Regions from separate parts of the Homo sapiens genome. Here region 2 is linked to region 1. The links are chromatin contacts, found by Hi-C in ENCODE. All regions are on one chromosome and are shown on one strand. The core of a region is the stretch at or near the end of the contact, and the rest is flanking DNA. Distances in the headings are between cores, read along the strand shown.

Region 1 (5,749 bases), core at 1,060-3,559:
ACATAGGAGGGGTTTTTTTTTTTTCAATTGCAAACATGAGTATCAGGAAAAGCCTTCTGAGCTTATGCTGGAACACAACAATATAAACGACTTGCTAGATTAGGGTCCAACTAGTTTATCAAAGCAGAGTAATTTAGACAACAATCTTTACGGATAGAGGCTCAGAGCAAAGGAATCAGAGGGGTGTGTGTGTGTGTGTGTGTGCACTTTCACATGAGGGTGAGAGGGAAGGATGCCAAGGAAGAGAAAAGAGTCCAACTAGACATTGTCTAGTTGAAAGATACAACATTTTGCAAGTTATATGCTGTACTTTCTGGCCTCTGTTTTTTTTTAAATCACTGACCTTGAATGTTTGTTAATAAAGTGATGCTAATTTTAAAATTTGTAAAAATAAATTATTATCATAATGGTACACAAATCTGTAGGATGAGGAACTTATAAATGACATTAATATCCTATAACAAGATAATGAGTGAGATAAAGGCAGTTTTACATTTTTCAGAGGACAACCGAAGAATGGGACTTTTATTAGAGTAACAAAGAAAAATGAAGCACTGACAACTGTAAATGACAGAAGTCAAATGTAATAATAGTTGAATATCAAAGAAAAAAATGATAGCCTAAAATAAGATATATTTCTGAGGATAGCAATTAAAAATATTTCCTATATAGCATAGACAGGAATTCCCTGAACTAAAGGAGATGGAAGACATGTATGGTTGTTTTAAGTCTGGGTACACTTTATTTTCTTCCTCTAGTCTGTGCGTTGTAAAGGCATACCTGTTGAAAAGGAAACTTTTGTTGGGTTACCCCTCCTGTCTTTTAAAGATGAGGGGGAAAAAGAAGCCTTTGCTGTTATGGATGCAGTTCTCAGAATCTCACTAGAGGGTGGTGTTGGTTCTAAAACCAGAGGTCACTGCTACTCTCTACAGTACATTCATTACTAGGCTGCATTTATGTTTAAAGAAAAGGCAAAGTCAAGCCTTCTCAGTATTCCCTAGTAGTTGATAAATGTCAAATCTGAAACCTCCCAAGTGCCCCTGCCAGTTCTGGCTGGTTGTAGCCCAGAGGAGACAGATAAAGTAGTGAAGAGATTATCGGAGGAGTTGGGTGGCTGATTCTAATTTTGGCTCCTGCACTAACTAGTAGACAAGACTCCCTGGGCCTTTGTCTCAACCGTAAAACAAAAATGATGTCCTAGTTGATCCCTAAATCCCCATATATCTCTAAAATTATGAGATTCAAACCAAATTGTTGGTCTAAAATGCTGAATAATTTCTCATGCTGTTAGCCAGACTAAGGAACAAGTAAAATCTCAAATTATTAAATTATTAATAAGATAAAATGTAATGTTATAAGTGAGGTTTAATATAGATTCTAATATCAAAGGAGTTTAAAATTAAAATGCCAAGTCTTTTGTCTTACCAGGGAGCCTTAGGACCATGGTTTGCATCTGAGCATTCTGTGGATAATTTCAGTGACTTAACTCATCATCCAAAGATCTCTCCCTTCTTGGTTGCTAGCTTACTGGAAATGAGCAAAATATGTTTTTATATAGGATTATATAGAGAAAGGAGGCTGAACCATTGTCAAATAGGAATGTTTTAGGATAGAGACTAAACTCCCCACCTGCATTTATCTGACTTGGATTATATCTGTGCTTTTTAAGAGTCAGTCTTCGGAGGGATTTAGTTGGTTCAGTTTCCTTTCACCCTCATCTCTTTCACTGACTCCCTTTCCTTGTTATATTTACTCACACTGCAGAATGACCTTAGAATCCTTTCCTGGAACCTGAAGCAAATTATGGAACCCCAAGATCCCAGTAAACCCTAGTTTATCTCTGCATGGACTTGACTTCTAAGAATTGGCCTGAGAGCCTGCAATTAACCTGTGACCACGCAAAGCTTCACCCCGTCACCCCAAACGCTTAGACATTCATACTCAATACCCACTTTCCTCCAAATTGCTTTGTTTGGCAGAAGAAGGTTTCTTTCTCCCCTCTCCTTCACCCAACCTGGATTTTTGTTGCATCTCAGGCTCATTTCGCAAATCTAAACTTCCTAAAATATACACGGAGCGCCTCCGGGTTTGCACACGCGCGCGCGCGGGTACACCCTGGCTCGAGTACATTAGCCCCGCTGGGCCGGCTCCCAGTTGCAGAACACATTCCATTCTTCGCGCTCGGGCACACCCCTCCGCAGTGAGGATTGGTCGGGCCGAGCCCCCTCGGCGAGGCGAGGCTCCTAAGAGGCCCAGACGCCTGCCAATCCCCAAGGGCTGTCAAAACAAGTCTCCCTCCCTGTCACAACAGAGCTGAGTGGAGGCCGCCGCCGCCGCCGCACTTCCTGGGACCGCTGCGCCGCAGTCCGCGGGCAGGTGGCGGGTGCGCCCGGCCGCAGTCGCCCGGCTCTGGCCCCTATCGGGCCGCCGGCGTCCGGGCTCCAGAGGCCGCCTGGCTGGGCGCCCGGTGCCTTTTGTCTGGCGCAGGGCCGGCGTTTGCATCACATTTCGGATACCTCCCTCTCTTTTTCGCCTCTCCTTCTGCCTCCCGCTCACATCGCCTCCCCACTCCCGCCACCGTCCCCCGCCGGACTGCTAGCCTCCTAGACCGAAGCCCGAGGACGTCTCTGCCCGAGCGATGTCCCCTCTCCAGAAAGTTGCCGCCGCCGCCGCCGCCGCCGCCACTGCCGCCGCTGGGCGGTGAAACAAAGTCTGGCGGGGCCGCCTCCCGGTGCAGGAGCGCACCGGTGCCTAGCGGCTGGACTCCGCTGCCGGGCGTCCCGCTTTCCCCCGGGGAGCCCTAAACGCTCCAGGCCATGGCCGAGGGCGCGGCCGGCAGGGAGGATCCGGCGCCGCCCGACGCGGCGGGGGGCGAAGACGACCCCCGAGTGGGCCCGGATGCCGCCGGGGACTGCGTGACGGCGGCCTCTGGGGGCCGGATGAGGGACCGTCGCAGCGGGGTCGCACTGCCAGGCGCCGCGGGGACCCCAGCGGACAGCGAGGCGGGCCTCCTGGAGGCAGCACGGGCGACCCCCCGGCGCAGCAGCATCATCAAGGTAAGCAAAGCCGCGCCGCACCGGGAGCGTGGCTGTGGGTGATGGGTGGGTCAGGGACCCGGGCAGGATGTGCGGTGTCCGGAGGCATCCGGGCTCAGCATTGTTTTCTCCCACCTCCTTCAACGCCAAACCTTCCTTCCTTATCCGGAGGTTCCCAGACTCAGCTGTCAGCCACGAGACGCACAAGTGACTTTTTCTCCCCACTGACGGCAGAGGAAAAGTTCCGCTCTGCGTCTTTGCGTTCTGATGGATGCTTTCCCTCATTTTCTCTGCAAGCTTCACTAAACCGTTGATGGAGGGAGGAAGGGAGAACTCTGGATAAATGCAGACCCACCGGATGGTTGTGCATTGCTTTCCAATGAAGGGTTAGCTTTTCCCATACAATGAAGAAAATGCACAGCTTACTCTCAAGTGTAAAAAAAGAATCCCTCTAGACTTAAATGATCCCGAAATCCCAAGATGTGTGAACTTTCCCGGTAGGGAGGCAGAGTTTTAAGTGGACCCTGCATCACAGTAAAGAGCAATGCAAGAGCCCAGAGTTTTTGCGCTGCAGAAAGCACAACCGGAAAGCAATCAATCCCCCAAGCATTATCACTGGTCCTTGTGGTTACCACCACATCCAGGGAAAACGCTTCCTGACCCGCTAATCACCTCACAGAATTTCTCTCCATCCATTTGGCAAGGAATTTGTAAACCTCTTTCCTCCCCTTTCTCTTTCCATCTTCCTTCCACTTGGGGCTTGTTTCTTCTGTTCGAGATTTCCTCTTTTGGGAGCATGACTTTGGGGTAAGGTTATTTAGGAAAGAACCCTCGCACAGGCTCTGGAAAAGGGCCTCAGTGTAAATGCATGTGAGTAATCAATCAAATGTATGTCAGATTAAAATTGATTTTGGTGGAGCAGTCAGTATAAAACGATATGTATGTATGTATATATGTAAGTATATATGTGTGTGTGTACATACACACACACACATCCCTCAATGACAATGAAAGATGGACTTTTACTTACTATTGAATTTATTGGGTTCACTAATATATTCAAAAGCTCTGTTCAGGGTTAAGCTGCGTAACCAGTGCATCACGCATGTTGCAAGCTCCCAGCACCAGCTTAGGTAGACTAACCACAGAATGTGGCTCCAGTAAAGTCTTTTTCCCAACACTGACACATGGAAGTTTAAAATCAGTGGAGAGGTTTCTATAATATATAAAGAAGAGTGGGTGGTAATTACAAATGGCTTGTAGTAGTTTCTGTTATTTTGTGGCTTTTTGATTATGTAACAGGAGTGTTCTATTCTGGGTGTGAATTTGGACAAAGGGAAATTACTATTTTGTTTTTAACCCACAGGTCAGAAAGCACACTGTTTTCAAACTTAAAAAACATCACAATTAGGAAACACATACATTTTGGATTCTACTGTATTGATACTACATGGTGTCCTGTGTGTGTAAAACAGGCACTGCAAGAGACTTTAAAATATATGACAATAAAGAGCAAACGGCTCTATAATGTTGTAAAAAACAAAAGTAATGGAGTATAAGGAATATACAAATTCTTGCAACTGAGTTTGCCACTTGTGAATTGTACTATGCTGGTTTATATTCTCAGAAGGGTCATTGCTGAGTAATGGTGCCTCTTTTGTTTTGAAGTTTCTTTTTGTGACAAAAAAGGAGGGAGACAACAGAATATTAACTTGATTTTTCCCCTATTTAATAGTAAATGCAATTAACATTTGGTAAATGGCCTTTAAAATTAAAGATATTAGAAAATAAAGTGAATTATTATGTTAGGTTTTTATTGGAAAAGTAGCACATACATATAATTTAAAAAATCAAATGTTGCAAAGGAGTGTGAAGGAAAGACCCTCAGACACTCCACATTCCCACTTATGTAGTCCACCCTCATAGATGTTAACACTTTCTTATGTATGCTTCCAAAATATTCCATGCATGTGTAAGCAGATATATCTATATGTGTCTATGATGAACTATAGCAGCTCCTGATTTCTACAAAAAAATCTGGCTAGAGTTTTACAAGTCTCATAGTTTTAAGCATTTTTGAAGCCTAGAGGGGGTAATCTGGTAGGTCTTTGGTGGGCAGCAGTCATTGGGGTCTGTTCCCAGAGGCCTTAACGCCCTTCTAAGGAGAAAAAAAGGCAGGTGGTAAGCTCTGTTCCACTCCGTCTCTGAGATCAAGAACCTTTCTGGTGACATTCTTGAATCTGCTGCCCTGTGGTTTGTTCCCTTTAGCATAGTAAAAATGAGTTTCCAAAAAAAGTTTAGATCATATAAGAAATACATAGCACATGTTCTATATTGAGAGAAAATGCATTTTTCACAGTTTTGCCAAGAGATTTTTTTTTAAATTTGGCATTGAAATGTACACAAAGAAGAAAAGCTTTAGTACATTTTAATCAAAATATTAAATGCTGTTCCAAATAGCTGTAGTGCAGTAATAATTGATATTCATAATGCTGAGCCACTGAAAGGTTGTGAATCATCAAATATTAAATTCTTGTCAGCTCAATTTAAGGTATTGTTTCAGAATAGTGCTATCCTGACAGAAAACAGACTGTCTTGTATATTAATAAAAAGAATGTTTTTAGTAAATTTGCCCTCCATAATTTGTGAAAACATGTGTTTAGTTGAAAAAACAATTTTCTTCTGAGCTGAGGAAAACAATGACAACATTTATC
Region 2 (5,749 bases), core at 858-3,357, 1.2 Mb before region 1:
TGGGGCACTAGGTGCAGAGTAGGCTGGAGGGTTTGGCTGAAGCTATTACCAGTTTGGTCTTCATCCTGCTCAATGGAAAACTTTTCGTTCAATGGGGGAACGATTAAATGTTTTTAAGCAAAGACCTGAGATAATCAGATTTACTTTTTTAAAAGATCTGGTAGCCATATGAAGGATACTTTGGAAGGGGTAATAGGAAAACCAGTTAGGAGGTTATCGCAGTGAAACAGAATGTGGTCTTCATGGAATATCTAGGATTTCCGTGAATGAAATGATCTTGTTTGATAAATGGGGTAATGTCTGAGAACTATTTATCAACTGAAAATCAAGAGGGAAATCAGCAAGAAAATCGGTATGTTTGGCATTATTTCAATCAAAATCCTGGCAGAATTTTTGTAGGTATCAACAAGTTGATTCAAAAAATTTGGGAGAAAGGTAAAGGAACTAGAAAGTTAAAGGAACAGCCAAAACAAATTTGAAAAAGGACAAAGTTGGAGGACTATACTCCCTGATTTCAAGTTTATTGAAGACTTCAGGTCCTTTTCTCTAACTCTGTAATTGCTTAAGTTCTTATACGGTTTGCCAGACAGTGAATAAGGGAAAACAAATGAAAAACACGAATTTAATCAGTTTGGTTCCCTGACTGCTGCTTAATATGGAGATTTGAGGAGAAGGTGAAAACTCTCATTACACAAAAACACGTGGATACATGTATCACTCATCTCTTAATTCCACTGATAAACCAGAGGTCATTGCAAGATAAAACATACATAATGAAAATAATTGGCTGTTTGCACTGACGCTTTAAAATACATTTTCATTTCCTATTAAAAGCTTTATTTGGTCCCTTTCTCTGAATAATGTATGCAGTGCTCATTTCTCTTCACCGGATCGGCTCAAAGCTTGATGAATATGGCTGTGGTTTGATGGGCAGTCTCTGCATCTCACATTGAGGCTCCGCTATGAAAAGAATTAGAATAGCAAGATCAATTGTCAGGCTAAGTAAATGAGCTCTCATCTCGGATCTGATTGCTTATATGAGAGGGCTGAAGTGATTCTTGGCTGCACTCTCAGGGAGAAGAGAGAAATGCATTTTAATTGCCCTGGCAGGGATAACAGGTGTTCTGTCCAGCTACCAAAACGCAAAGCCGCGTCTTTGCACTATAGAAGGCTTTCCCTTAAGTGAGAATACATATTCTTAAAGCAAAACAACTCAGAAACGCTGGTGTGGTGATGCACGCCTGTAATCCCAGGACTTTGGGAGGCCGAGGTGGGCGGATGGCTCGAGCCCAAAGAGACCAGCCTGAGCAATATGGTGATGACCCCGCCTCCACGAAAAAATACAAAAATTAGCCAGACGTGGTGGCGCGCGCCTGTGGTCCCAGATACTGGGGAGGCTGAGATGGGAGGATCGCTTGAGCTCGGGAGGTCGAGGCTGCAGTGAGTCGAGATCGCACCACCGTAATCCACCCTTGGCGACAGAGGAAGACCCTATCTCAAAAAAGCAAACCACCAAAAAAACCAGGGACAGCTCAATGCTCTTTTCCGTTTCATAGCTACTTACACTCAGATTTACAAATACCTATTAACTTGTAGACAGGGCAAGAAATAATTTATGCTGAAGAGACGAAAGACCTGAAAACAGATTTCTGTGTTTTACTCTCCATGTGGCCATCATGGACGAGGACGAAGAGGGACTTGATTTTTCCTTTAACGAGAAGAATGTTTAAGCTCTGAATTTTTAACCAATTTTTATGCTCGTTACTCTGCTGTAGGGTATGTATTTACCAAGATTAGCAGAACACCGCGAGTTCACCAGGCGGAGACAAGTCACTGTGAAGTGGGCAGCACAGGACCCCCCGGAGGGCAGGCGCCGGAAACTACATATCCCGGCGTGCCCCGCTCGCGAGCACAGTGGAGCCTGCCGCCATTCGGTTCACGGCGCTACGCATTCCCTGAGCGCCGCCGGATGCCGGCCTGGGTCCCGCCCAGGGCTGAGGGCCCTCCTGGGCCGGGAAAACTACAGTTCCCGACATGCCCTGCCACGGGTGCGCCTGCGTACCGGAGCTACTGCGCCGGGGAGCGGGTTGGTTTAAAATGCTGTGTTAGTTCCACGGAAACCCGCTCGCCTGCTGCAGTACGGAGCCTCAGGCGGACAGATGGACTGTAAGGTGAGGCTGCCGGGCCCCGGGCTGGTGAGGGGTGGTCGGAGGCTCGCGAGGCTTCGGCTCAGATAAGGACAGTCACCACTCCCTGGCGCCCTCTCCCTGTCCTGACGGAGTCCAGTCTCACTCCCTGGACCTCAGGGCCCTGATTTAAGGCGCTTTGGCGTTGGCTGCCGGTGAAAGCCATTTAGGAGCGAAGTTTGCATTGGCCTGGCTCCAGCTGAGGGATGGGAGATAGCCACCGAAGCCTCCAGATAAGCCCAATACCACCTTTATTTATGTGTTAAGTTGGAGTTTAATAGGTTCCTGGGAAGGCTATTTCGGCGTTAATGTTTGATTTTTGCCACCAGTTAATCCTCCCTGGCTTGCTTACCAGAATATAGGTGTCAGGAATTTGCACTTGTTCTTTACGGTTTCCGCAGTACCTGGCGCTCTTGCTAGAACGGAATAGACATTCGTTAAATTCCTGTCGAAGTATTCTCCTGTTTATTTACCACCTATAATTTCCCAGGCACTGTATTAGGCTCTAAAGATAGAAAAATGTCTATTTTTAACCCCACTTTAGAGAAGTTCGTATTAGTCCGTCTTAAATGCCCCCCAACACATGCTTCTAATTTGTTAATCTTGGCGTGCTCAGGACTAGGTCCTTTAATCCTTTGTGTTCTCTGTTATCCCGCCTTATGGTTTTCTTGAGCTCTTCAGAAATTAGTCTCCAGTCCACACCTCACCCCCAAACTTCAGATCCACAAATTCAATAATGTATTTGGTATCTTTCATGTTTTAAATTTGACATTTTAAAAACTACTCTTTATCTTTTCCACAAAACGGATTCTTCCTTAATAAGTTTGCATTGTCTCAGTGATAGCACCATCCAGGCCAAAAACCCTGTAGTAATCTTGGCTTCTTCCTTTCCCTCATATCTCATATCTAATGCATCAGCAAAAGCTATCTTTCAAGTATATCTAACCACTAACCACTTCTTACAGTAGGAATACCGCTGCTGTCACCTTGGTTCTGGCCAGCAGCATCTCTACTTCTGCTTTTGTTCTTCCACCATTTGGAGTGGGAGGGAGTCAAAATGATCCAGTTAAAAGGAAAGTTGGATAGCATTCCTCAGCTATAGACCTCCAGTGACTCTGAGAATCACTGACAGCAAAAGCCAGACTTCTACAATGGCCTTCAAGGCTCTGTGTATTCTGTTTTTTGTTTTTTTGAAACGGAGTCTCGCTCTGTCGCCCAGGCTGGAGTGCAGCAGTCTCAGCTCACTGCAAGCTCCGCCTCCTGGGTTCACACCATTCTCCTGCCTCAGCCATCCGAGTAGCTGAAACTACAGGAGCACGCCACCACGCCCGGCTAATTTTTTTTTTATTTTTATTTTTGTATTTTTAGTGAGACGGGGTTTCGCCGTGTTAGCCAGGATGGTCTCGATCTCCTGACCTCTTGATCTGCCCGCCTCGGCCTTCCAAAGTGCTGGGATTACAGGCGTGAGCCACCGCGCCCAGCCGTATTCTGGTTTTATTATTACCGTCTGACCTCATCTCTCAATGTTCTCTGTGTTACTCCTTCCTCTCCAGCCAAACCCACCTCTTTATTATGTGCGGACTCATCAGACCTTCTAACTTCAGGCCTTTGCACTTGCTGTTTCCGTCTTCTGGGCCTTTCTGCCCTCTGATATCTATATAACAGGTCTTTGCTCAAATGTTATGAGGCCTTCTTTGACCACCCTGTTTAAAATGAAAATCTGCCCTGTAGCCTCCATACCATGTTCTTTCCTATTTCATTTTCCTCCTTTGCACTTATCACCAATAAACAAACTATGTATTTTACTTAGTGTCTGTCTTCTTCAGCTGGAATATAAGCTCCACGAAGGCAGGGAGTTTTGTTCGTACTGTTCTACCCAACCCCTGCCCCCCGCCTCATTGCCTATAACAGTGTGTGGCTCATGGTAAATGTTCAGGAAATATTTGTTAGATGTGTGAGTGAATGAAGACAGTGTTACCATATTATTTTCTAGTGGTTGTGATAAACAACATTGACTCCCTGGACTGTTATTTTGGAACCAACAGCATGTACTTGTATACGCTTTTGCCAGTGTACACCTATTGCCAGGTGTAGGAATGGAGCCTGTGTCCACAGAAGCATGTGTTCTCTTTTCAAAGTCATCTGGTTTTTACTAGTATATTACTTGTGACATTGGTCTTTTTCTTGCCATGCTTTCCATAAGGTTACCTGCCTAGAAGCTCTTTGGAAATATTCTCCCTAAACATCAAGACAGAATTCTGTTAGTTTGATAATAATATATGCATAGAAATTAGTTATGAATGAACTTTTTTAAAAATAAAAGTTTATATCTCAGTATTTTTATTATTGTTACTATCAAGCGTTAGGACTTAGGTTCAAGGCAGCAATCAATATTTGCTCCTTTTCAAACACAACAAAGCACAGATATGTTAAAGCTGTTGTCTCTTTGCTAGAATGTCAGCCATTAGAGGTAGATTGTTTTCATGTAAGACTGTGCTTCTTAGACTATGAGCCATAGAACTATGACTTATGAGGATCTGCCAAGTGGCCATTGGAGAGTGTGCGTGTATTTATGTATGTAGGGGTGTGGGTGGCATTTCTGCTACCACTGCTTTGGGCCTACCAGATGGGGAGGACAGGCAAGGGTATGAGCAACTGCAGTGAAAATGAGAATCTCTCTCTAACTTTAAGCCCCAACTTGGTAGATTAATTTACTGGATTGAAAGTTCTTATCTCATACTTTAACAGCCTCCCAGATACTCGGGGACTCTGCCTGGTGGCTTTAAGGCTGTCCTCTTGCTACTCAGCCATTACCGCCCCCTCCCTTGCTTCCAAGGACTCTCCTGACCTTGGCATTGTTTGGTTTTTGTTTTTGTTTTCCCATGGCGGGAAGTGGAGGTGGTGGTTGGGAGGGAAGGTTTTTAACTAACCCTGAGACTTGTTTTCATTTTTTATTTTTTTTTAGAGACAAGGTCTTGCTTTGTCACCCAGGCTGGGGTGCAGTGGCACAATCATAGCTCACTGCAGCCTCTACCTCCTGGGCTCAAGTGATCCTCCTGCGTCAGCCTCCCAAGTAGCTAGGGCTACAGGCACAGGCCACCATGCCCAGCTCATTTTTAAAAATTTTTGGAAGAGAATAGGGTCCTGCCATGTGGGCCAGGCTGGTCTGGAACTCCTGGCCTCAAGTGATCCTCCCACATAGGCCTTTCAAAAATGCTGGGACTACAGGCATGAGCCACTGTGCCTGGCCATGAGATCTGTTTTTAGTAAATCCCCAAAGGCTAGATTGGCTTATTTAATTTTTGTTTCAGCAACTTTGATGACCTGAACAGGATTCTCAGCGATTGACTAAGAGGATATTTTAAGGACAACACCATGTATTTCACTCAAAAGCTTTGTGCCCTGCCAACCATCAATCAGTGTCCGAGTCACCTCAATCTCCCCCTTCTTAGGGTGAATTTTCTATAAACCTCCTTCCCCTCAGAGGCTGGGCCAAGTTGGTTGCTCCTTTTTGAAAGTATATTTTCTCTATGGAAGCCTGAGAAGCTTCAGTGTAGAGCAGG

The links. Hi-C counts contacts between places; a loop is a spot of excess contacts on that map. Pooled maps may share reads with other maps.
Region 2: a loop to region 1 is called in a map of CD8-positive, alpha-beta T cell, with 15 times the contacts of the local background. The contact joins the promoter of CCDC150 here to the promoter of PLCL1 in region 1. A Hi-C loop is called at or near these places in 3 of 168 maps with a recorded cell type or tissue (CD8-positive, alpha-beta T cell and naive thymus-derived CD4-positive, alpha-beta T cell) and 7 of 50 pooled maps.

The regions. Positions count from the first base shown.
Region 1 is chr2:197,802,284-197,808,032 of GRCh38, forward strand. PLCL1 (phospholipase C like 1 (inactive)) reads left to right here and starts at 2,310. Exons shown (of 6, transcript NM_006226.4): 1 at 2,310-3,056. The coding sequence starts at 2,817. LOC105373828 (a long non-coding RNA gene) reads right to left here and starts at 2,263. Exons shown (of 4, transcript XR_001739850.3): 1 at 1,426-2,263. RefSeq lists a silencer at 2,357-2,486.
Region 2 is chr2:196,637,608-196,643,356 of GRCh38, forward strand. CCDC150 (coiled-coil domain containing 150) reads left to right here and starts at 2,108. Exons shown (of 28, transcript NM_001080539.2): 1 at 2,108-2,171. The coding sequence starts at 2,160. LOC105373823 (a long non-coding RNA gene) reads right to left here and starts at 2,078. Exons shown (of 2, transcript XR_923747.3): 1 at 1,789-2,078; 2 at 821-960. RefSeq lists enhancers at 1,620-1,839, 1,860-1,909, 1,894-2,431, 2,432-2,969.